Linked DNA regions of Homo sapiens: regions 1 and 2 are each linked to region 3. The links are chromatin loops, found by intact Hi-C in ENCODE. Cell type or tissue: endothelial cell of umbilical vein. All regions are shown on one strand. Region 1 overlaps LOC101929380 (a long non-coding RNA gene). Region 2 overlaps RASA1 (RAS p21 protein activator 1). Region 3 holds the start of MIR4280HG (MIR4280 host gene).

What was found. Hi-C counts contacts between places; a loop is a spot of excess contacts. Peaks named below come from ENCODE experiments on the same cell type or tissue, not always from the same donor. Only the 100,000 strongest peaks of a DNase experiment are listed, where the experiment ranks them.
Region 1: a loop joins it to region 3, with 5 times the contacts of the local background. A loop is called at or near these places in 4 of 110 quality-filtered maps.
Region 2: it touches region 3 in a loop (10-fold over the local background); 7 of 110 quality-filtered maps call a loop at or near these places.

Annotation. Positions count from the first base shown.
Region 1 is chr5:87,191,159-87,199,158 of GRCh38, reverse strand. The region is part of intron 2 of LOC101929380 (a long non-coding RNA gene); the gene reads right to left. Among named protein-coding and RNA genes, the nearest start is that of LINC01949, 44 kb to the left of the region's middle. In endothelial cell of umbilical vein, no CTCF peak of the experiment used is centred here; DNase peaks (open chromatin) are centred at 3,328 and 3,808; H3K27ac peaks cover 2,092 bases.
Region 2 is chr5:87,390,157-87,398,156 of GRCh38, reverse strand. RASA1 (RAS p21 protein activator 1) reads right to left here. Exons shown (of 25, transcript NM_002890.3): 25 at 6,241-7,357. The coding sequence ends at 7,274. CCNH (cyclin H) reads left to right here. Exons shown (of 9, transcript NM_001239.4): 8 at 3,053-3,113; 9 at 3,673-3,883. The coding sequence ends at 3,711. Among named protein-coding and RNA genes, the nearest start is that of CCNH, 19 kb to the left of the region's middle. In endothelial cell of umbilical vein, no CTCF peak of the experiment used is centred here; a DNase peak (open chromatin) is centred at 4,666; H3K27ac peaks cover 2,729 bases.
Region 3 is chr5:87,116,585-87,124,584 of GRCh38, reverse strand. It overlaps MIR4280HG (MIR4280 host gene), which reads left to right and starts at 2,390. Exons shown (of 2, transcript NR_186582.1): 1 at 2,390-2,764. LOC101929380 (a long non-coding RNA gene) reads right to left here and starts at 4,437. Exons shown (of 4, transcript NR_105018.1): 1 at 4,391-4,437. RefSeq lists an enhancer at 6,945-7,044. In endothelial cell of umbilical vein, no CTCF peak of the experiment used is centred here; DNase peaks (open chromatin) are centred at 3,124 and 3,844; H3K27ac peaks cover 2,512 bases.

The DNA of each region.
Region 1 (8,000 bases), 75 kb before region 3:
ACTTAAAGAATAATAAAAACAAAAAGAATCTTGTTCATAATCCACATGTGGTCTCTACATTTCACCTTACTATTTAGCTCTCCTTTTAGTAGTATCACAAAAGATGTTTTTTACTAGGATATGAGTTTGTTTCCTTTAACTATTCTTCCTTAATTTTTTTTTCATATAGTAATAGGAATATTTCTGGATTTGTAAGCTCTCCGTTCCTCAGAGGATGTGTTGAAAAATCTATTGGAAGGTCAGGCATGGTGGCTATGCCTGTAATCTCAGCACTTTGGGAGGCCAAGATGGAAGATTGGCTTGAAGCCAGGAGTTCAAGGAAAATATATTGAAAACTACTAAAATTGCAACATTTTAACAGTTTGCATGCTTTGGTTACAGATTATTTTCCAAATAGTTTTTGTATCATCCCCTTTTGATGATCACTAGAAGATGCTAGAACTAAATGTCTTCGTTTACATTCATGACTTTATTTATTTATTTATTTTTTGAGATGGAATCTCGCCCTGTCTTGCCCAGGCTGGAGTGCAGTGGCATGATCTCAGTTCACTGCATCCTCCACCTCCCGGGTTCAAGCAATTCTCCTGCCTCAGTCTCCCAAGTAGCTGGGATTACAGGTGCGCACCACCACGCCCAGCTAATGTTTTGTAGTTTTAGTAGAGATGGCGTTTTACCATATTGGCCAGGCTGTTCTCAATCTCCTGACCCCAGGTGATCCACCCAACTTGGCCTCCCCAAAGTGCTGGGATTATAGGCGTGAGCCACCATGCCCGGCCGCAACTTTATTTATTAAGACTGTGTTCACTATAAACTTTAAGGGAGCTTGAGGACTTTAGGAAAAATACAGTTGGTCTTACGAGAAATGCTGAGGAATGCTTTGTGAATTTGTGTTCTATTTCGAGCAGTATGTTTTCTCAGAAGGATCCTTCCAACAGAGCATGTACTCCATGTTCTCCATATGGTGCACTGAAATTGTAGGGAATGTATATCTATCTATATATTCTGGATGTACATTTCCTTTATTCTTCAGTCCTTCTGGCAAAATCTTTATCTCAACAGGCTTAGGATGACATTTAGAGAAGTTTATACTTTCAAGTTTGTAATGAGTAGAAGAGAGGATTCTAAGTATAGTTTTTCTCAGGGCATTGTAATTGACCAAACTAGTAAAGTTATAGAACACCACTGAAGTATTTCATTAATAAGTTTATATGCAAGGTGATAGTGTGATATGTCACCTAGAATTCAAGATTTCAGTCTGAAGAAGGTAGCACATATTCCTCAAAAACCTGAGACAAGAAAACTGTTTTTGAGAATCTATGTAATATTCACAAAAATTATATACCAGGCCAGGGATGAAGCCTCCAAATGTTCTAAATATTAATATAAGACAGACTATGCTCTGTTACCATAATACAGGGTAATTAGAAACCAATAATGAATATTTTTAAAAACTCTACATAGCTTCACTATAAGCAATATTTTCTCCAGGCTGCAAATTCTGTTTAAGAAATTTAAGTCTGCAAAAATAAAAGGTTGGAACTGCATATATTATGAAAACCAAAACCAAATGACACTTAATAAGCATGTCCTTTAATAACACAGCAAGTTTATCAATAATCTAACAGTTGAGGTAATAGGTAGTAGTCATTTTTTTTTTTTTTTTTTTTTTGAGACAGGGTCTCACTCTATTGCCTACACTGGAGTGCAGTGGCACAATCATGGCTCATTGTAGCTTTGAACTCCTAGGCTCAGGCGATCCTTCAGCCTTAGCCAACTTAGTAGCTGGGACCGCAGGTGTGTGCCACCATGCCTGGCTAATTTTTTTATGGTGACTAGGGTCTTGCCATGTTGCCCAGTCTGGTCTTGAACTCCTGGGCTCAAGCAATCCTCCCACCTTGACCTCTCAAAGTGCTGGGATTATAAGTGTGAGCCACTTCACCCAGCCTAGATAATCTTATTAGGACAAATGCTTAGGACTACAAACAGGATTGTTCTATGTTATATTTCTGGGTCAGTATTTGGTGGGACCAATGAATTAGCTGATTTTTCATTTTTTCTTGTGTATTTTAGAATGTTTTTATAATTGGCAGATATTACTTTTAAGTGAAAAAGATAAAATCTCAAGGAAAGGCTGAGTGCGGTGGCTCACGTCTGTAATCCCTGCACTTTGGGAGGCCAAGGGGGGCATATCACTTGAGGTCAGGAGTTTGAGATCAGCCTGGCCAACGTGCTCAAACTCTGTCTCTAATAAAAATACAAAAATTAGCTGGGCATGGTGGCACGCACCTGTAATCCCAGCTACTTGAGAGGCTGAGGCAGGAAAATCGCTTGTACTCAGGAGGCGGAGGTTGCAGTGAGCCAGGATAGCACCACAGCACTCCAGCCTGGGCAACAGAGTAAGACTCTGCTGTGACACCACTACCAACAAAAAGACTCCCAAAAAACCTCAAGGAAAATAAAGAGTACACTCCTGGCAAGTAGCATTTTCTAAAGCTACTCTTGAAGAGTGGTCTATATTAGGAAAATCTAATTTCCTCAAGAAAGCAAAATCTTTTCTTGACTGAGTATTTCACAGAAAACAAAATACTGTGTGTGTGTGTGTGTGTGTGTGTGTGTGTATTTTATATATATATATAAAATATATATATATATATAGAGAGAGAGAGAGAGAGAGTGATAGAGAGAGAGAGTTTAGTAAGGAAAATATACTAAAAAAACCTCCTCAGATTCCTTAGAAAAGGATAAATTCAGTACTTTCTCAGAATTTACATTTTGTTAAGAGTAGCAACTAGGTTTATTTAAACTAAATTTAGTTAGTTTAAATAAACTCAACAGTCAGTGTGTAAGGCCTTGTAGCCAGCATCCTTGCTGCTTTGCCTATAGCCTCCTGGCCCACCCTGAAGGTCAGCTGTGGCTGGGGTGGGCAGTTGCAGTACTTGCCAACAGCTTTCTGCCTCAAGGACCTGTGTCTTTGCCTCAGGGTCTTCTCTGGATACTTGGAGAAATGCTTGGCCTGAGTATAGGACAGGCCAGAAGTGATTTGTATTAATCCTCTCAGGAGCAACCTTCAAACTAGGAGGGCAGAATTGAGGGATTTATGGCCCAGCTTCCTCATCTCAGAAGGACAATCTGAGGCATGTCCGCCATAGTTTCTCAGTGGGTCCTCAGCAGTACTGGGCCCAGTTGCCCATAGCAGAAGCCTGCTTCTGATTAATGTACCCTTTTCAACTTTCCTTCCTTTACTATGTCACTTCCTCACTCCTCACTTCCCAAACACTTATATCCAAATCCTGTGTCACAGTCTGCTTTCGACAGGGGAATACAATCTAAGGTTGCCTGCTAGAGACAGCTTCTTGAAACAAAGGCTATTTCGTGTTTACTCTGGAATTCCTGATACTTAACATGCCCCCAGCACATATAAAAATCAGATATTTTCCTAGGCCTCAATTAGATCTGAATAACAGCAGAGAAGACAGTCAAGAGTTCTACAGAATGAGGTATACTGGATTAATTTCTATAAGAGACGCAACAAAAGTGCTATAGCATGTAGTCACTAATTATAAATTAGGAGATTGGCAAAGGCTTTAAGGAGGAGGTGGTAGTAAATCAGGCATTTGAAGGATGCACAAGATTTTGTCAAGTGGAGAAGAAGGATTAAAGTGACATTCCAGGCAAATGAAAGAGCAACATCAAAGTCTCAGAAGTGTTAGGGTACATGGACTACTGAAAGAAAATAATAGCGCTCCTGGGCTGAACCTCAGAATACATGAAATAAGAGGGCAGAAAGCAAAATGAAGCTAAATTAGTCCATGGCAGCCTGCACATTCGAGGAAGCTCTGAATAGACAGGGAGAGAATGTTTCAGAACTGCACATATAGAGCTATGTTTTTGGTGTGACTTCTAAAAAAAAAGCCTCACCCACGCATTGACGGTCACTTCCTTTGCTAACATTATTTTGAAAGTCTGACTCATTAATAGAGCATTTTTCCTGAAACTCAAGACATTTAGAATTTGGATATATTTTTCTTTTGTTTCTTAAAGAGGACAAGAAAAAGAGAAAAGAGCTTCTCTTCTTGTCTGGGATTTCGACAAATGTTTGTATCTCACATTGTCTAATTTATTAGAATTCATTTCTTTAAGCTTTCCACTTTGAAGCTATCACTTTTTCTGAAGGGGACCATGATGTGCTCATTCTCCTTATATAAATTAGTTTGTGAACAGAAAGATTTGGGAGACCAGTGCAATGATCATGTAGTATGACAGGTGGGATAAGCATTAGTCTGGAAACAAGGAAACCTGGGCTCTAACTCTGGATCTTCCTCATCCTGGCTTTTTGGCCTTTAGGGAATCTTTAAAACTTTCACTCTCTGTTCAGTGAGGTGTTGGACTAGATGATCTCTAAGATTTCTTCTAGCCCCAACCTCTTGTCCACTTGACAAAATCTTGTGCAACCATGGAGGACATGCCTCAGATTGTCCTGACATGATTAAATCAAGGTCAGAGAAGGAAACTGAGTCTCTTATGAATGTCACTAAAAAAATATTATTTGAAAATTGATGACATTATAACTTTTTGAAGAAATATAATGCAAACATCATTTTCACTAGTTCCTTTGAAAGAGCTATTTTTTTTCTGATGATTTAATGTCAGCTCCATCAATTAAAATAGGCATAATTGTGCTCGTATAAAATAGTAATTTTCTAAAATGCATCTGATGGCACCAGGCCTTGGGGCATATTTCATTAGTTGTTGGAAAGATAATAGCATTTAATTAAGGAATGAATCACAATGAACAAACTAGATTCTGAATGTATTTCCCACTGAAATATAGACATTATTGATAGATGATAGATGATAGTCTGTTTTAAGGGCTAGCATTCTTTAAGATGTTTTAGCACAAAACAAGGTTAAAAAAAATCTTATCTCCTTATAGTCTGAATAAAGTAGTAGCCAGAGAAGCAGTCTTCATAATTTACTTCTACTTTATCATGAACCTTCTAAATCGAGTTGTTTTTTCATATTGGAAAGTACTTTAGCTTATTCTGTCAGTGATTTTTCCCCCACGTGGTAATGATGGAAAGGTCTTAACTTACAGAGAAATAAATATGGGAACAATACCTGTTTAAGCAGCAAGCACAGGGGCAGGTGAGAGAGTCTGGGAGGAAGTTCTTTTGCCTCAGGGTCACTGTCATGCGAGAGTGCTGAACACAGCAGCATCCTCTACTAACTTTAAAATTTAGAAATCTCAAGTAGAGTTCCAGTATTATTCAGGGAATCTGAAAAGAAAAACCACTGTGCTCAATAAATATATATTTTTAAAGTCATATTGGGGCCGGGCACGGTGGCTCATGCTTGTAATCCCAGCACTTTGCGAGGCTGAGGTGGGTGGACCACGAGGTCAGGAGTTAAAGACCAGCCTGGCAACATGTTGAAACTCTGTCTCTACTAAAAATACAAAAATTAGTTGGGCATGGTGTTGTGTGCCTGTAATCCCAGCTACTCGGGAGGCTGAGGCAGGAGAATTGCTGGAAGGTGGAGGTAGCAGCGAGCGAGATCACGCCACTGCACTCCAGCCTGGGCTACAGAGCGAGACTCTGTCAAAAAAAAAAAAAAAAAAAAAAAAAAAAAAGTCATATTGGACTTGAGAACTCTCTAGCCTGATTATTTACTTTTTACACCACAAACAGTTCAAGAGAATACAAAACAAACTATACTTTGAACCTAATAGTACAATGACAGAATAATTATTTTTTTCCAAAACGTTTGAAAATATGTCCAGTGCACTTGTCAAGACAAAATTCTAGATCCACAAATACTAAAATTGCAAAAATGATTTTGGTGAGAAGTGGCGAGGAGACCAGGCAGGAAAGGTGAAGAAAGAGAATTAGCATTCACAGCATACTTTCCTGCCAGCTAGCCTGATATACACTTTATTTATGCTAATTTATATAATCTTCACAGACAACTCTATAAGGTAGGTGTTATCTTTATTTTACAGTGGATAGAACTGAGCTTCATTAAAGTTAATTAACTTGCTCATCATAGTGTGGTTGTTAATGACAGAGACCTAATTTGCTTTCAAGAGCTGTGCTTTCTAACACCATGCTGTGTTCTGCTTCAGATAGTGTATCTCTGCAGGAATTAAAAGCATATACTGTACATTTATTTTTCAAGAATCAAATCACTATCATTTGATTTTAACATAAGCATAGCAAAAGTACCAGAACATAAGCTTATCATTGTGAAACTACAGCAGATTTGGGTATCACAGGGTACACGTGGCAGGCTGGAGGGACCTCAGTTTAGTCTGACAGAGAGTTTGATGCACTTGATGGGAGCAAGGAGGACTGAACCATCAGAGGCTGGTGACTGGCCACCAGGAATCACTTGGAGCCAGTTACTTATTGGTAAAGTCAGAATAGGGTGAAGTGAGTAAGGCCTTTGCTCCAAGTGTAAAATTTAAGGGGGCACCCAAAACTCAGTAATTAAAATAAAAAATATTCTAATGCAATTTCTTTAAAAAATCCAAATCAGCAAATTACCTGTTTTTGTAAATAACACCAGGGATCAGAGTTCTAAGCCACATCAAATAGTGAATTTCTTTATCTTTCAGAGGTCTAAGGAAGAAGAAAGATCTCACTGGGTGAAATCAGAATGATTTTTACTGGATTCAGGCACTCTGTTTTGGGGGGCATAGGAGCAGTATATTCTCTGGTCCTACGCTAGCAAGAGTCTCCTACTTTCTTAGAGTAGGAGCTAGACTTGGCATGACTAAGTGTCTTGATTTGCCCAGACTATGCAGGTTTTCGCACTGAAAGGACTGCTCCCCTCAAAACCCTCAGTTTTGGAAAAACTGCAATGATTGGTTATCCTAGCAGAGGGGATGTACTTAGAGTTATATTACTAAAAAAACAAAGAAAAGAGAGAATATGTGGATATTCTGTTTGGGGCCAGCTCTTAGAGTTTAACATAAGTAGAAGAAGAATATTTGAGTATATATTTGACTATTAAAATTAGAGTCATGCCAACCAGGGTGAAGTTACAGGTGATATAATTTATGTGTTCCCAGGCTACACCAGCCTGGGAAAGGGGTATGGGGAATCATAGTCTTGGTGATTTCTCTAGAAGATATCACCACCTGCTTTCTTGGGCTTTCCAACTCCTTTAAATCCTGTTCTACTTATTCCTTGAGTCCCTGGGAGGTCTTGCACCTACCATATTGAACAAGTCCTCTTATCTTCTAGTGTTTGACATAGACATTGATGACCATCACTGTGATTGTGATTGAGGGTTTGGGGTTTCCAAAGCCACCAGAGCAGTCAATTTTCACCACTTCCTGCAGGGATGCACTCTGCTGTATTCAGTCAAATTCACTGAAATAAGATTTGCTTCCAAAGTCTTTTTTTTTTCTCAGTGAGTTCCCTGCACCTTCACTCCACCTCCAACCCAATTTAGATCTAAACAAAAGTCTAATGAACTGCTCCCTCCAAACAAAGGCAAAATTACTGTAATGATGGAGAAATAGAAGTTTCAGGGGCCTGTGAGTGAATTTGAACTAATCTTCCATTCTTTTTTTTTAAAGAAGACCCCTGGATCCATGTTGTGGACTGAATTGCATCCCCCTCCAATTCATATATTGAAGCTCTAACCCCTAATGTGTTTGGAGATAGGGCTTTTAGGAGATAATTAAGGTTAAGTAAGGACATAGGATGAGGTCCTAATCTGACAGGACTGATGATCTTACAAGAGTAAGGAGATCCCCCTGTCCTCCTTCCCTGCTTTTCCTCTTTCTTTCCCCTCCCCATAATTCTTCCCCTCTTTCTCTCTCTCCATGTGATTATATAGTCAGAAGGCAGCCTTCTGCAAGCTAGGAAGAGAGTCCTCTCCAGAGACCAATCATGGTGGCATCCTGCTCTCAGGCATATAGCCTCTGGGGCTGTTAAGAACAATAAATGTGTGTAGTTTAAACCACTCATTCTATGGTATTTTATTATGGCAGC
Region 2 (8,000 bases), 270 kb before region 3:
AAATTGGTGGATTTCATTCACTCCTCGGTTTCAGTGGTAACAGGAATTTTTCAGAGTGGTTACAGAGAAGTAATGTTGACTTTAATGAATAAAAGTATTGCAGCACTGATTATGTCCTTTTTGCATTGATTTTGAAATGGGATTAGACCAGGGGTTGGCAAACTGTTACCTACCAGGCATATCCAGCCCATTAGCGTTTTTAGAACACAGTTTCTTGGAATGTAGCACACCTATTCGTTTATATATCACCTATGGCTATTTTCATGATACAGCAGAAAAGTTAGGTAGTTGCAACAGAAACTGGTTATAGGGCCTGCAAGGCCGAAAATATTTACTGTCTCTTTAAAGAAAAAGTTTATCCACCCCTGGATTAGACCACTGAACTACTAATCCTACCCTTTCTAGCTAAGTAACTGAATGGACCATAATCCAAAATTCTTAACTGCCATAGCTTACATTGTATTCCAGATTGCCATCTGCCTTGTACTGGGCCAAATTCTGAATATCTATGAGTACTTGAGGGGTGCTTCTCAAACTGCGAAGGACTTTTTTAAAAAAAAATCACTAGATGTATACTTTTGTAAAATTCAATAAAAAATGAATTACTAGAAAAGTGAAGACAAAAACATAAGCTCAAGTTTTATTAGATTCAGCAGTCATAAAATTATTATATCAAATTGCTATTAAAAATTTCTAGGGCCGGGCACAGTGGCTCATGCCTGTAATCTCAGCAGTTTGGGAGGCTAAGGCGGGCGGATCACCTGAGGTCGGGAGTTCGAGACCAGCCTGGCCAACATGGCGAAACCCCGTCTCTACTAAAAATACAATAATCAGCTGGACGTGGTGGTGGGTGCCTGTAATCCCAGCTACTTGTAAGACTGAGGCAGGGAGAACTGCTTGAACCCTGGAGGGGTCACAGTGAGCCAAGATCACGCCATTGCACTCCAGCCTGGGCAACAGAGCAAGACTCTGTCTCAAAAAAAAAAACAAAAAAAAAATTATGAAACACAATTCCTGTACTTAACTCACTGCAAACTGGAAACTGTTCATGGACCAGCTCTGGTACTTGCTACCATGAGTAGTGCTACTTTAGGACTAAATATTTGTTTTCCTTGATCTTCAAAATTATTTTACCTTTAGTTTTCATGACACAAAAACTGTTTTGTCATTGTCAGTCAATACAAGTGAAACCAAAGTTCCCTTTGATCAAAACCCAAATCTGTCATGACCTCAGAAGTTACTTAGCAGTTGTTTACCTTTGCCAGCCTTTTCTCTGCACGTATATCCATATATTTATGAAATAAGCAGCGTTTTTTTCTTCTTTGCATTTTTCATACATATTGTACAATGGGTGATTATCAATGCTTAGCTTTTGCTAGTCTGGGTGAAAAAGTATCACATTGGTATTTTAATTTGCATTTTCTTGATTATGGGACATTGAACTTTCCATACTTAACAGTCACTTATATTTCATCTGTATTGCTTATTTATCCCCTTTGCCCAATTTTCTGGCTTTTTTGTTTGTTTGTTTGTTTTTGAGATGGAGTCTTGCTGTGTCACCCAGGCTTGAGTGCAGTGGCGTGATCTCACTGCAACCTCTGCCTCCCGGGTTCAAGCAGTTCTCCTGCCTCAGCCTTCCAAGTAGCTGGGACGACAGGTGCATGCCAACATGCCCAGCTAATTTTTTTTTGTATTTTTAGTAGAGACGGGATTTTACCGTGTTAGCCAAGGATGGTCTCAAGCTCCTGACGTCGTGATCCGCCCGCCTCAGCCTCCCAAAGTGCTGGGATTACAGGCGTGAGCCACTGCACCTGGCCACATTTTTGTGGTTTGTAGTGCTTTATAGATTCTATATACAGTCATCCTTCAGTATCCATGGGGGATTGGTTTCAGGACTTTCTGCTCATAACCACAATCCACAGATGCCCTAATACAAAATGGCGTATTTGCATATAACCTATACACATCCTCCCATATACTTTAAATCATCTCTAGATTACTTATAATACCTAAATACAATGTAAATGTTATGTAAATAGTTATACTGTATTCTTGAGGGAATAATAAGAAAAAATTCTGTACATGTTCAGTACAGATAGAATTTTTTTCCTTATTTTCAATCCGCAGTTGGTTTAGTCCACAGATGTGGAACCCACAGGATACAGAAGGCTGATTGTACTTATTTATATATGATATATTATTTATATATGATATATTCTATTGTTTTTCACAACTTTTTTCCAAATACTAATTTTTGCCCCAGCTCCCACACCCCGCTTTTTTGAGAAAAAGTCTTCTCTCTGTCATCCAGGTGTGATGGAGTGCAGTGGCTTGATCTTGGCTCACTGCACCCTCTGCCTTCTGGGCTCAAGTGATCTTCCTACCTGAGCCTCTCAGCAGCTGGGACTACAGGTGCTCAACCACATTGGTTAATTTTTTAATTTTTTTGTAGAGACGAGGTTTCGCCACATTGCTCAGGCTGGCCTCAAACTCTTGGGCTCAGGCGATCTGACGCCTCGGCCTCCTAAAGAGCTGGGATTACAATTGTGAGCCCCTGTGCCCAGCAGGTCCCAGCTCATTTTTTATTTCATGTTTTCCTAGTTACTTGAAACACTTCTTATCACACATTAAATTCATCCTTCTGCATAGTCATTACTTTGCTTATCTAGTCTGATCATTGATCTGTTTAATATCTCACTTTTAATTACCGTAGCTTTTGTAGTGTGCTTTAAAGATAACTGGGACAAGGTCCTCCAACACTGTTCTTTTTTATATTCGCTCCTATTTTTTCACACTCTTTCCTAGGTCAGTGTTAGATTTGACAATTCCATGAAAAATTTTATTAGGGTTTTAATTAGAATTGCATTTAATTTAAAGATTGATTGTAAAAGTATCATTTTCCCTACCCCATAGCTGTTTATCTTTTTCCATTTATCCTGGCCTTGTTGTTCAGTAGATACATGATATTGCCTATAGCCTTGCTAGTTTATTTTACATTTTATAGTTTCTGTGGCTGGTATTGGATTGCTTATTGATAGTTGCTTAATTATAGGAAGAAGAGGAAAGGCTATGAAGATGATGATTACGTCTCAAAGAAATCCAAACATGAGGAGGTATGTTTTACTCCAAAGATGAACTCTAAGTTATTTTTGTTATACATTCTGGTGTGACTATACTGTTAAGATTTATTCTCCAAGAGTACAGGCATTATAGAGTTGTGGGTTTTTTCATTTTTTGCATACTTCCTTACGTACAGTACTGTTGTCCATTATTAAAGGGATTTTTCTCTCTTCTGTCTTTATTTAATGAAGAATCCTTCCTGTGTTCATAGAAAGCAGAAGCAATATGTATACATACTACATTTTTGCTTTTTTTCTTATTCTCCAAGGATTTTTCCCTTACCCCCTTTTAAAAAAAATTTTCTATCTGTCAAGTCAAATAAGTGAATAATCAGAGGCAAAAGGTCACAGCCATAACCTTTATTCCTCACTGGAGGAGTCTGGTGAGACCATGCCAACATTACTAACAGTGAACTATTACAAAATTTCCTGGTTTATCTTTTGTAATCCACATGGGTAAAAGGAGGAGAACATTTTCTTAAAGGGAGGTAAGAGGTAAACAATACTGGTTATGCTTCAGTGTTATCCTTACCACACTTTTTTTCCTTCTTAGGAAGAATGGACTGATGACGACCTGGTAGAATCTCTCTAACCATTTGAAGTTGATTTCTCAATGCTAACTAATCAAGAGAAGTAGGAAGCATATCAAACGTTTAACTTTATTTAAAAAGTATAATGTGAAAACATAAAATATATTAAAACTTTTCTATTGTTTTCTTTCCCTTTCACAGTAACTTTATGTAAAATAAACCATCTTCAAAAGAGCTAGAATAGCACCTGTTTTGAATATTCTTATTCCATCGTGACTAATATCAAATTAAAGCTGCAACTCATTTGCCTAATTTTTTAAGCAAAATATGATAGGCAAACCTATGCTTTTTTTAAAAAAGGCACCACAAAAAACAAAACTTAGTAGCCAGCTTTAAAAGTGTTAAGGAATGTGTTTTGCCCTCTAGAAACCTTTATAAATGGCTTTTTGAATGCCATCCTGATATATTTAGCTATTTGTCCATTACTATTAAACTGCAGAAGGTATTTCAACTGTTACATGGTACTGAAAGCCAGTCGTCTGGGTAATGAATATTATTTTTCTTTAGTTACCCGAAAACATTTCCAAATGGGTTTTTAAAAAAAACCAGATATATGATTTTGAATAGCTGTCTACATCAAACTCTTACGCTAGTATAGATAAGTAGGTAGCAGCAAATTGTATATTCAGTTGTGGTTGTTTTTTAATTTTGTTTTGATGTAAGGTCTTGCTATGTTGCCCAGGCTGTCTCAGACTCCTAGGCTCTAGTGATCCTCTGCCTCAGTTTTCTGAGTAATTGGGACTACAGGCACACATCACCACAGCCTTATAATTAACCTATTAGATCCTATAAGTGAATCCGTGTAAGTAGATTATAACAGTTACTAGGAATTTTGCAGATTAAATATGTTAGAGAAATGTAATTCAAATTGAAATGAGTCAATATAAAAATATGAAAGCACAGACTATTACAGCAAATTACTTACATATGAATCATGGCCAGCTGTATTTCACTATGTGACCTTGGTAAGTTATTAAACCTCTAAGTGCCAGTTTCCCACACTGAAAATGGGGAAGATAAAAATGCCTACTCTTCATAGGATTAATTAGAATAGTACCTGCATACACTAGTATTCAGTAAGTGTTAACTATTATAATTGGAACCAAACTGTGGACGTCTGTTTACCAAGCCAGATTTTTTTCAGGAAAACTGGCTTGAAGGAATTCCGAGTAATTCAAGTGTCCTGAATCTAATTAAATTGCACAAATACACACACCTCCTCAGTCTCAGTACATCCCAGGCTGTACTTTCCAGAAAGGTAGGTACCATTATAGTTACATCTATTTTAAGGCAATACTTACTATATGCATATTCATCTCTCTAACAATAATTCTTTACACTGTAGGCTTGAGTTTTGTGGGTTTTTTTTTTTTCTCATTCCAGAGTGAAAGGAATAAAATTCGTGATGTGAGATTTTTACAAAAGCAGAGTGGAAGAAGCCAAAAGTTATAAATCCTCCATCGCAGTCCTAGTTAAATATATTGCTGCTAGGCTCTAGACAGAATTACAAGATGTTCACAATTTGTCTCATTTTCCCTTTCAGATCGCCAAACTTTGGCATCAGAGCAAGGTCCACACTTATCACTGAAAATTTTCCCACCCAGCCCCATTAAAAACGTTAAAGTGTGAGAGATTTTATTTCAACACTGACAAGCTAGTTACTAGAGGGCCTACAAAGGTAAGTAACAAGTTTCCATTTCAACTTGAGAGACAAATGATGTTAAAATATAAGAAGCAGGGTAAGTCAGGTTTGTGATTTTAAATAAAAGGGAGAAGGATTTCAGACTGAGGAATGACAGGTTAGTATGGCTAAAGATTGAGGTGTGATAAATGGGAGCCAAAGTGCACAGCAAAAATATCTTGACTAATCCATATCCTCCCTGTCTTCTATCATGTAACCAAGGAAGGAGACCACCTGGGATACTATGTTGGTCCAAGTCCAGCTAAAAAACAGAAGGGGTGGAAAGGAGAGTAATTTGATAAAAGAGCCAAGAAGGGAGAGAATGGAATGAATTGAGCTGATTTCAAGGAAAAGGAGCATGGGACATGTTGAGATTTTTGGTATCAGTGTTAAACGGTGATTGAAGCCACATAGGTTAGCAGCCCCCATAGAAATAACTGCCTTTTGTAGCTTGGAACTACTAAGCAGACATCTTTTAAGCCCTTAGCATTTTTTTTTCCTGTATTTTATACATTAGAGGAATAGCATAAAGTGTTGCTCTTGGAATCTAGGGCTTTCCTTACTGTGGGAACACCTCCTTGGGTTCCTGTCTCACTCACTTTGATTACCAATGTCATTCTGCCACGTATGTTCCATATGTCCTATCTATCTGCCCTGCACAATTATGAGAGGGAAGGAATTATTGCATTTATAAAATCCTTTTCAAAAGAGGCCATTAGCAAAAATACTAATCTAAAGCTTCAGCTTCTCCCTGGGCCTTGCTCTGATGCTAAGGTTTAAACTGCCCCTGAAGGAGGAAGAAAATAAATAAATTAAATGCTTAGCTCTTTTAGACAGAAGTAATCAATTATGCAAGATATCCCTTGGTTTTATTTTAACTTAACCTTTGTGAATACTTCACAAAAATACACATACAGAAGTAAATAAAACTATACAGTTGAACTAAATATCCAGCAGATACAACAAGTAGTCAGAAGTTCAAAGATGGATAAGTTAGGCAGCTGATGAGGTTGTCTGCATAATCAAAGGGGTAGCACAAATAATGAACAAATAACTTTTAACAAAAGCATTCTAGTTAACATAAAAGAAATTGGTAGTCTATAAAATGGTTGAATGGGTAACATGCATTGATCAATACAACAACCAATAATATTTACTGAATTCAAACTATTTACTTGTAAACATTTAACAAAGCATTATGAGATCTAAATACAGTCTTTGACAATTTCAACAAAATAAGTCGTATGTTTAAAAAATAAAGCTGATGAGCAATAGATCATTCTATATATTTTCTTTCAACAGTTCCAGCAAGAGAAATAGCAGAGTATTTTTTAAAAGTATACAGCAAAGATTGTTCCTATTATAATGACAAACTCTGGAAACTGTAAATACAAATAATCATTGAACAGTCAAATGGTCATATTCCTAATCAGGAAGTAGTTACAGTAAGAACAGTCTGCAATCCAGTTATACACAATTGTCAATAAGAATGTGTTTCTTGTCAGTTGATTTCATAGTTCTTTCTCTAAGAGACAGCAAAACTTTGGCAACTGGGTGTACTGAAAATATATTTTGAAAGTTCGAGATATCAAGATACAGTCATAGCATTTCGTTTTGTGAAAGGTGGTCTGTACACCAAGGCTCAGAGGTTGTTAAAGATTGATTCCATGTGGAAATAGTGCAAATATCCTGCACAGATAGCTTACAAGGTTGCTGGCATAGTTATTCACCAGCAGAATCTTGGATTTTGTTTGCATAGCTCACACATCACTGGAATGTGGAAAAGTGTGCTATTTTTTGGCAAGAGCAAAGGAGACATTAAACTGAAGTGAATTACCATGTTGGACATGCTGAATCCATGCAGAACACTGGGGCGAAGGCTGCTACCTGACATCATTGGTTTTTGTATACTGGTTTTGTTTTTGTTGAAGCAGTTCTGTTATAGCCAGAAGCTTTTTCAATACGTGCTAGACAGAGGAAAAATGGTATGAAAATAAATGAAAGCTCGGTCAGCAATTTCAGGATGGGAACCTGGATTTGAAAAAAACTGTATCAAAGCAAAAGGATGCATAAAATATTACCACAATTCCCCTCAAAACATAAGTCTCTATTATTCAGTCATTGGCTGAGTATTTCTGGTCATAACTAAGAGAATTTTTATACCCTAAAGTGAACAGAAATTTGTTTGTGTTTGGCATGCTCCTATTTTTTAGGCCAGAACTATCACACTATCACATGTTGTCAGAAGCAGTTTATCTCTCTTTTAAAAAAGGCTTTTTTTATTTAATATCTAAGGCAAGTCAAGTCATATTATTAGTTTTGAAAGCTGCGGGGGGAGGGGCGGGGAGAAACAGGACTTGAGGATTCTAGAATCTCAGGTTGTAGAGAACTCAGTCACCAAACTCAATGCTTTAATCCCTTCTACAAAATCCCTGCCAAATGGTTAGCCAGTGCGGTGACAGCATTCACTATCTCCTGAAACTACATTAGAAACTAGTCAAAACTGTCCCTGTGGTCACTTCCTCTCAGTAGCCCTTATGTCAGCTGAGGACATTCAAAGTGTAACTCATTTTGTTCTATATCTCCAATATCTTAATTGACCTGGTATTA
Region 3 (8,000 bases):
TTTACATATCCTTAGATTAATAAATTATACTTAGTTTGACAACTTACTTTTAAACTTAGTATTTCTTAGACATTTGATAACAATAAATTATAATTCTAATTCACTTTAAAAATTACTACAGAGTATTACATTATTTGGATAAATATATTTAGTGTATTCAGTATGTTATTGTCAGAAATCTAGGCTGTTTCCATGCTTTTCAGTGATGAACATTTTCAGCAGTCAGCATTTAAAACTATTTATCTTTGTACCCAGGTGGATGCATATTTATAGGATAAATTCCTAAATAAAGGTTGCTGTTTTTAATTTTTAAAAATATTAATATTGATAGACATTGAGCAAGGTACACTTCATATAGAGTTTTTATTGAATAATATTTTAGGTTGGAAAAGTAATATAAAGTTTTTGTTCACACTCTCAAAAATTTAGTATCTCTTGCACTAATTTGTCACTTAGGCTATGTGGCTTTACATGTGTTTTTTCAAAATAGATTTAAAAGTTCTTGAAGCTGCTCTATTGTCTTCTGTCTTCATATTTCTCATGTTAAGTAATAAGACATGTCTTGGAGCAAGTGCCATTTAAGACTCCTCTAACTGGTAACTTGAAATTTTTGACATTGCTACTTCATTATCTAGTATAAATGAATAATCTCAGTGTTGCTTTAGTGCCCACTTGTTTCTCATATTAGTAAGTTATTGCAAAACTTAGCATTTGAACAGAATTGGAAAATGAATAATATAGTCAAGTTTTCTGTATCACATATGATATTGCTTTTAAATTCTTATTTTATTAACTCTTATTTTTGAAGAATTGTTTTTTGAATAGCTGTGATTCTTTTTAATTTTTATTTTTTCTTGGATATCTAAATCTTTTAATTTTTCTTCTTTAGGATTTATATACTTCCTTTTTAGGTTATGTTATGATCCTTCTCTCCAACTTAAAAACTTAAAACAATCAAATAAAACAACCATATCTTGTCAGAGTTATGCTGTGATTTGTGTACAAGTAGAAGGCCAGGTGGACAAATGACGGGTACTGTAAAATGAATCCAAAGCTACAAATGCAGCTTTGTTTGCAATGACAAATAGCTCTCTAATGCAACTAATTTAAATATGAAGGCTAGGTTATTGCAATAAGCTAAAAACCATTTAAAATCATTTTTAGGAAAAAAAACCCTCTCCTTGGATGTATGTGGGCTGTATTCTTAGACTTTGAAGATCAGGCTTAGGAGTTAATATTATTTAGTGGTGATTGGGACAGAGTGTCATTTTGTGACACTCCAGGACAAGTAGCCTCAGGGTGTCATGAGATTTCATGCTAGCTTGGTAAAATGAAATAATTCTAAATGACACCTCTGAGCTACTCTGAAAAGTTAGCTTTCTAATGAGAACTTAGCTACTGAAGAAGCACTTGGCTGAGTAACAAATCTCTCTACCTTTGCAAAGAATTTCTTTTTTTTACCCCCTGCTGGCATTTAAACTCAACCATTTACATTTAGGAAATCACCAATATATGTAAAAATGAAAAGGAAGGTAGAGAAGCAGCAGAAAAAGTGTGGTTGAAATAATCATTTAGCTATGATGACCATGCCAAATGTAGGTAATATTTAGAAAAAAAATTTGGATGCCATACACACAGAATTGAGGAAATTAGTTTTTGATATAGATATGTCAGAATTGGTTCTGTGATATAGTGGCAGTTTAAAAGTGTTTTCCCAAGAGAGGACTGTCAGATTCTGCTCTAAAACCAATAGAAAATGACTCAGTCTCAATTATACTTTGTATCCTAATTGCAGAGACCTTTAACATAATGACATAATGAACAATTAACACTCAACAAAGTATCAAAACCAACCACAAAAACTGCTCAAGGACTTTCAGAAAACATTCATTCTTTCAATAAATATTCACTGTAGTCCAAGAGATGTAACGAAGAACAAGACTAATAAGATTCTTACTTTTTCAAAATTACATCCTCATTGGGAGACACAGATGAATGAAGTAAGCACACATATTTATCAACTAATTTCAGATAGTGTTAAGTTCTAAGACGAAAATAAAACAGGGTGATGTGATAGAATGTACCTTGTGTGTGGATGTTGCAGAGAGGGTCAGCTTTAGTCAGGGAAGGCATCCTAGATAAGGAGGTATTTGTGCTAAAACCTGAATGATGAGGACTCCACCACGTCAAGATTTGGAGAAAAGGCATTCCATACAGAGAAACAGCAAGTGCAAAGTCCTTGAGATGGGAAAGAGCATGGTATGTTCAAAAAGAAAAAAGAACACCAGCATGGTGACAACAGAAGGGACAGTGTTGCAGAAGATGAGGTCAGAGTGATAGAGAGGAGACAGATTGGACTTTTGTTCTAAGTACAACAGGAAGCGATTTCAGCATTATAAGGAGAGAAAGGAAAGAATATGCATGATTCAAAATGATCACATTTTCATCTGGATGAAGATTAAATTGCAGAGGGGCAAACTTAGAAGAGGAGAGACAAGTTAGAGGTTTTTGTGGTAGTGCAGGTGTTTGACAATGGTGGTGAGATTAGCATGGTAGTACTGGAAATAGTAATTAGATTCTGGATACACTCTGGGAGTAGGGTCTACATATTGAGGGTTTGGATATAGAGAACAAGGGGAAGAGAGGAATCAAGCATCTCCCCTAGGATTTTGCCTTGAGCTGCTCGTGAAGTGGAAATGCATTTACTGAGAGAAGACTGGGGGAGAACAATTTATAAGGGAGGAAATTAGAAGTTCTACTCCAGGTATGTTAAGTTTAAAATGCCTATTACTTGTCTAAGCGGATCTTGACTACAAAACTGTCTGTAGTCTCAGCAAACGAGTTCTGTGGGCAATCAGCATTATTCTCTTTTTCTTGCCTTCCTGCATATTCGTAGCTTGAGGGAAAAATAGAAAAAAAAAATTCACTTGTTTATTCATTCAACAAATATTTATTAAACCATCTATTCCATAAACATTTATGCTAGGCACTGTTCTAGCAAATGTGGATAGGGGAATAAACAAGTTCTATTTTGTATCAAACTTTTTTTCCTTTTCAGGTTTAGTTTCAAGAGTGTGGGTGAAAAATGGATGACTCATTTCCGTTCTTTACTAGCTGGTCCAAGGCTGGCAGTTTGGTCTCTGTTGCCTCACTCTTCTCTGGTATGCAGTAGAAACATTCAGAAATAGACTTAGTAGCCTGGATATACAATGTCACCTGCCAAAGTCCTTCAATACCATAGTAATGAATAAAAAATGAATGGTACTAATTGATATATATTTCCTCCCATTTATTCATCCTATGTTTTTGTTTTTCTATTGTGTATTATTTTTTAAAGTACCAGAATAAACTAATGTCTTTGAGTTTGTGATGACTAATAGAAACAGTTGGATATAGAAATAATTCAGTTTAAGTCAGCCAAAGAAACACCAAAATGTTTCTGAGTAATTGGTTATTGCAGCCTTCTTAGTATTTCATTAGGGATAAATTGAGGTTTCTGAATCTAAGAAATTACCTGGTGCTTTTCAATACTGATATGATAGATTTTGATACCACTTGCTTAATATAGGAACATTTCCTGTTTTTCTTCTAGAGAACTCTGAATTAAAGAGAGAAGCAGAGATGAAAATAACTTCTCATTTGTGCTTTGAAATATTTCTTGTCCTAATTAAAATTCAGGCAAGCCAAATTTGATACCATAACATAGAGTCAGCCTGACCACTCAGCTTCCCTTAATATTCTGCATCCCCTCACCCTTCTTTAAAACTGGTTCCTCCAGTTTGTATCTGAATGATGCTATCATCACAGTGAGTTGTGCCAAACTCAGATTACTGTATGCTATAGTCATCGTCTGGTTTCCTGTCTAGTGAAGAAGCATTTCATGGTGGTTAATAGCACTGGCTTTAGTCAATTAGGCTAGGATTTGAATTCTGGCACTGCTGTTCATTGGCTGGATGACCTAGGGCAAGACACTTACTCTTTGTATCTCGATTTCCTCATCTGTGTTGATGTGTGAGACTTAAATGAGCTAATGCAGGTAAAGTCCCAAGCACAAGGCCTATCACCAGGTAGGCATTTGTTCATATGCTTAAAACCTATTTGAGTGTCAGGCACTGTTCTGAGCTCTGGGATAAAGCAAGCACAAATTAGACAAACTTCCTGCCTTCATGGTCTTTTTATTTTGGCATTCCATAACCTCAATTCCCTTTCTTATTTTCTTTCTTTCCTGGATGGCTCTGAGCAAAATAGTCATGTAGCAAAAAATGGGCACTTTATCATATTCTTACTCTTGTGTGTGACACAGCTAGTGTATTAGTCCATTTTCATGGTGCTGATAAAGACATACCAGATACTGGGCAATTTACAAAAGAAAGAGGTTTAATGGACTTACATTTCCACATGGCTGGGGAGGCCTCACAATCATGGTGGAAGGCAAGGAGCAAGTCACATCTTAGGTGGATGGCGGCAGGAAAAGAGAGAGAGGACTTGTGCTCTCTCTCCCGTTTTTAAAACTGTCAGATCTCGTGAGACTTACGAGAACAGCAAGGGAAGACCCACCCCATGATTCAGTTATCTCCTACTGGGTCCTTCCCACAACACGTGGGAATTATGGGAGCTACAAGATGAAATTTGGGTGGGGACGTAGAGCCAAACCATATAAGCTAGTGTCCGTGTTGCCCACCCTTGCCCACCAAGCTCCACCCATGCTCCACTTCCCCACCTAGGATGTCTTTCCCAGCAGTGCCTCCCAAGTGGGGCTTCTATGCACAACTTGGTGCCCTGCCCTATCCACACTCACCTGCATACTTTGTATCTTAGTCCCTGCCTTCTCAGTCATGTAAGTCAACTGATACTGAGTTTCTAGTAACTAGTATAGACCAAATATATACCCCTATTGAGAGCTTTGCTTAGTTCCCTAGAAATGAATCTCTAGAAATAGAAGATTGTAATTTGTGGAATATTTGAGAGAGGAGAGGGCTTCAGAGAAGCTGCTGTGTCTGACTGTGATCACTGTGTCGTTTGTTTATTGAACATAGGCTGTAAAACGACTTTCTTCTCTTCCCCATGCTTTTCCATGTTCCTCGCTCTCTCTCTTTTTTCTCTCCTATTTCTCACTTTCCCACGCTTGTGTCACTCACATTACATAAAATATAATATATAGTGAAGCCAACTTAAATACCACATCCTCCTTGAAACCACTCCTTCCCTTTCCACTTGAAAGAAATCTCCGTCCTCTGTACCTCTCTGGCCAGTCTTTCTAGTGTTGTCCACTTACTGGTTATCTTTCCCTCATTTCTCTGCATTCACAAACTTCATTCGAGATAAAACCCAAGTGGGAAGCTGGGAACTGAAGCCAGGTCAGGGCCTTTCAGAGGTCCAGCAAAACTTGGATCTCCCTCCGCTTTCCTCTTCTCCCTTCTCTCCTTTCTTTTCTGGAACACTATTTTTTTTTTTTTAAGCCCAAACCAGGTGTTAATATTATAACATAAGAAAGAGTACTTTTCGAGGTGGGTGGATCACGAGGTCAGGAGATAGAGAACATCCTGGCTAACATGGTGAAACCCCCTCTTTACTAAATATACAAAAAATTAGCTGGGCGCGGTGGCGGTCGCCTGTAGTCCCAGCTACTGGGGAGGCTGAGGCAGGAGAATGGCGTGAACCCGGGAGGCGGAGCTTGCCGTGAGCCGAGATTGCGTCACTGCACTCCAGCCTGGGCGACAGAGCGAGACTCCGTCTCAAAAAAAAACAAAAAACAAAAAACAAAAACGAGTACTTTTAATACAGTAGTAACCTCTTAATATAGTGGGAACCTGCAGGGGATATGTTCTAAGACTCCCAGTGGATGCCTGAAATCAAAGATAGTACAAAGCCCAATATATATACTGGTTGTTGTTGTTGTTGTTGTTGTTGTTTTAGACGGAGGAGTCTCGCTCTGTTGCCCAGGTTGGAGTGCAGTGGCGTGATCTCGGCTCACTGCAACCTCTGCCTCCCAGGTTCAAGCAATTCTCCTGCCTCAGCTTCCCGAGTAGCTGGGACTACAGGCGTGCGCTACCATGTCCAACTAATTTTTATATTTTTAGTAGAGACAGGGTTTCACCATTTTGGCCAGGATGGTCTCGATCTCTTGACCTTGTGATCTGCCCGCCTCAGCCTCCCAAAGTGCTGGGATTACAGGCATAAGCCACCGAACCCGGCCCGTAGTTTTGATATAATAACCCAGATGGCTACTAAGTAACTAACAGGCAGGTAGCATATACAGTGTGGATACACTGGTTAATGGATGATTCATGTCCTGGGTGGGACAGAACAGGCCGGCATGCGATTTCATCACACTATTCAGAATGGTGTGCAATTTTAAATGTATTAATTGTTTATTTCCGGAATTTTCTATTTAAGACTCTTGGACTGTGATACTGAAACCATGGAAAGCAAAACCATGGCTAACAGAGGTCTACTGTACATAAATTACAATGCAATATAATTGTGTTATTTATAAGATTATATGGGGTTATATTTAAAAAGTAATTTATGATATGCAATACGGTATCTGATAATGAGCTATTAAAGTTTGATTATAAATAAGATCTTAAATGTATACCAGAGACTGCATGTATAAACTAATATGGAGAGATTATTGGAAGTTTATTTTGCAGTCTATTGAGTAAGATCCAGGGTGAATGGTTCTTTGGCCCCCATTATACATTCTGTGTGGGCAGTAGTATCAGGTACAGATAAAAATCAGTAACCAAAACATTAGATGGATGAAAAATGAGGGTGATCACAGGAGGATGAGAAGCTACCAGGGTAGAATGCTGGAGAAAGACTGAGATGGTTTTCGGAGATGGTGTTCTTGTTAGCTCAAGGCCTGGGCACAGAGCTTGACTTCTTTGGGTTTCACAGAATCAGGGAGGCAGAGAACCAAGAGACCTAGAAAGATCTTCCCACAGGAAGATTGAATTTTCACCGTGGCAAAGGAAAAGTATCAAAGGAGAGTCCTGCTAAGAACAAAGCAAAGAGATTTAAGAGCTTAACATCTTTGGACGACGTGCTTTGGACCATCCTTGCCCATAATCCTTTTCTTTGAGATCCTATTCCCTATGTAGCACTGGTAATGGGCAGCCCTATGTAACTGGTGACACCCTTACAAGAAAACTGGTCTGCAAAGAGAAGGAAGAGGAAAGAAAAATTGTGCAGAGAGAAGTAGAAGCTAGAAAGCACATGAATCTTGAGAGGTAACTGAGTTGTCTCAGTTCTTCAATGGTTTCAGTTCCCATGACTCATGTTGGTACCATGCTATGGTTTCTGTGGATCTCTAGCATTGTATGAAGCTTCCTCAGCTTATATCCTATAAGTGGGGTCACTGTTTTTTTTTTTTTTTTTTGTCTTGAAAAGAGTCCTGACTAGGACAATAAGTGATATGTTGTTGAAAGTTGATGGCCTCTAGTTGTCTTGGGAACTTAAGCTTAGATACAGGGAGAACTATATTGGTTTTCTCACCCCAGTTAATATAGCCAGAGCTAGTTTTCCATCGCCAGTAGGGAGGAGTGTTTGGACACTTTCAGACAGTTGGGTTGGAGCTAAGATAAGGCAGAAGGAGATAATTTTTTTATGAGTCCTGGATAAATATTGGTGGATGTTTTGTTTAGGGTAAAAGCTAAGTTGCTGAAACAATGGGAACCTTTTAGTACAATGACTTAAATAAGATTAATATTTATGTATCTCTTTTGCTACAGACACAGTAATAGACGAGTTCTTCTCCTTAATGTCAGTTGCATCAGTTGTCCTTGTCTACATGGTCACTAGTACCATGATCATGTTCCAACCCATAGGAATGGGGTAAGGGGAATAGAGAGTGTCACCAAAGATTGAAGTCCAAAGATTTGTCACACACTACTTACAGTCATATATCAAGGGCTGAAACTCGCCATACCTAGCTGCATGGAATGTACTTTCTTAGATTTGTGGCCACACATGCTGCTAAACAACTTTTGGTGTTCGAT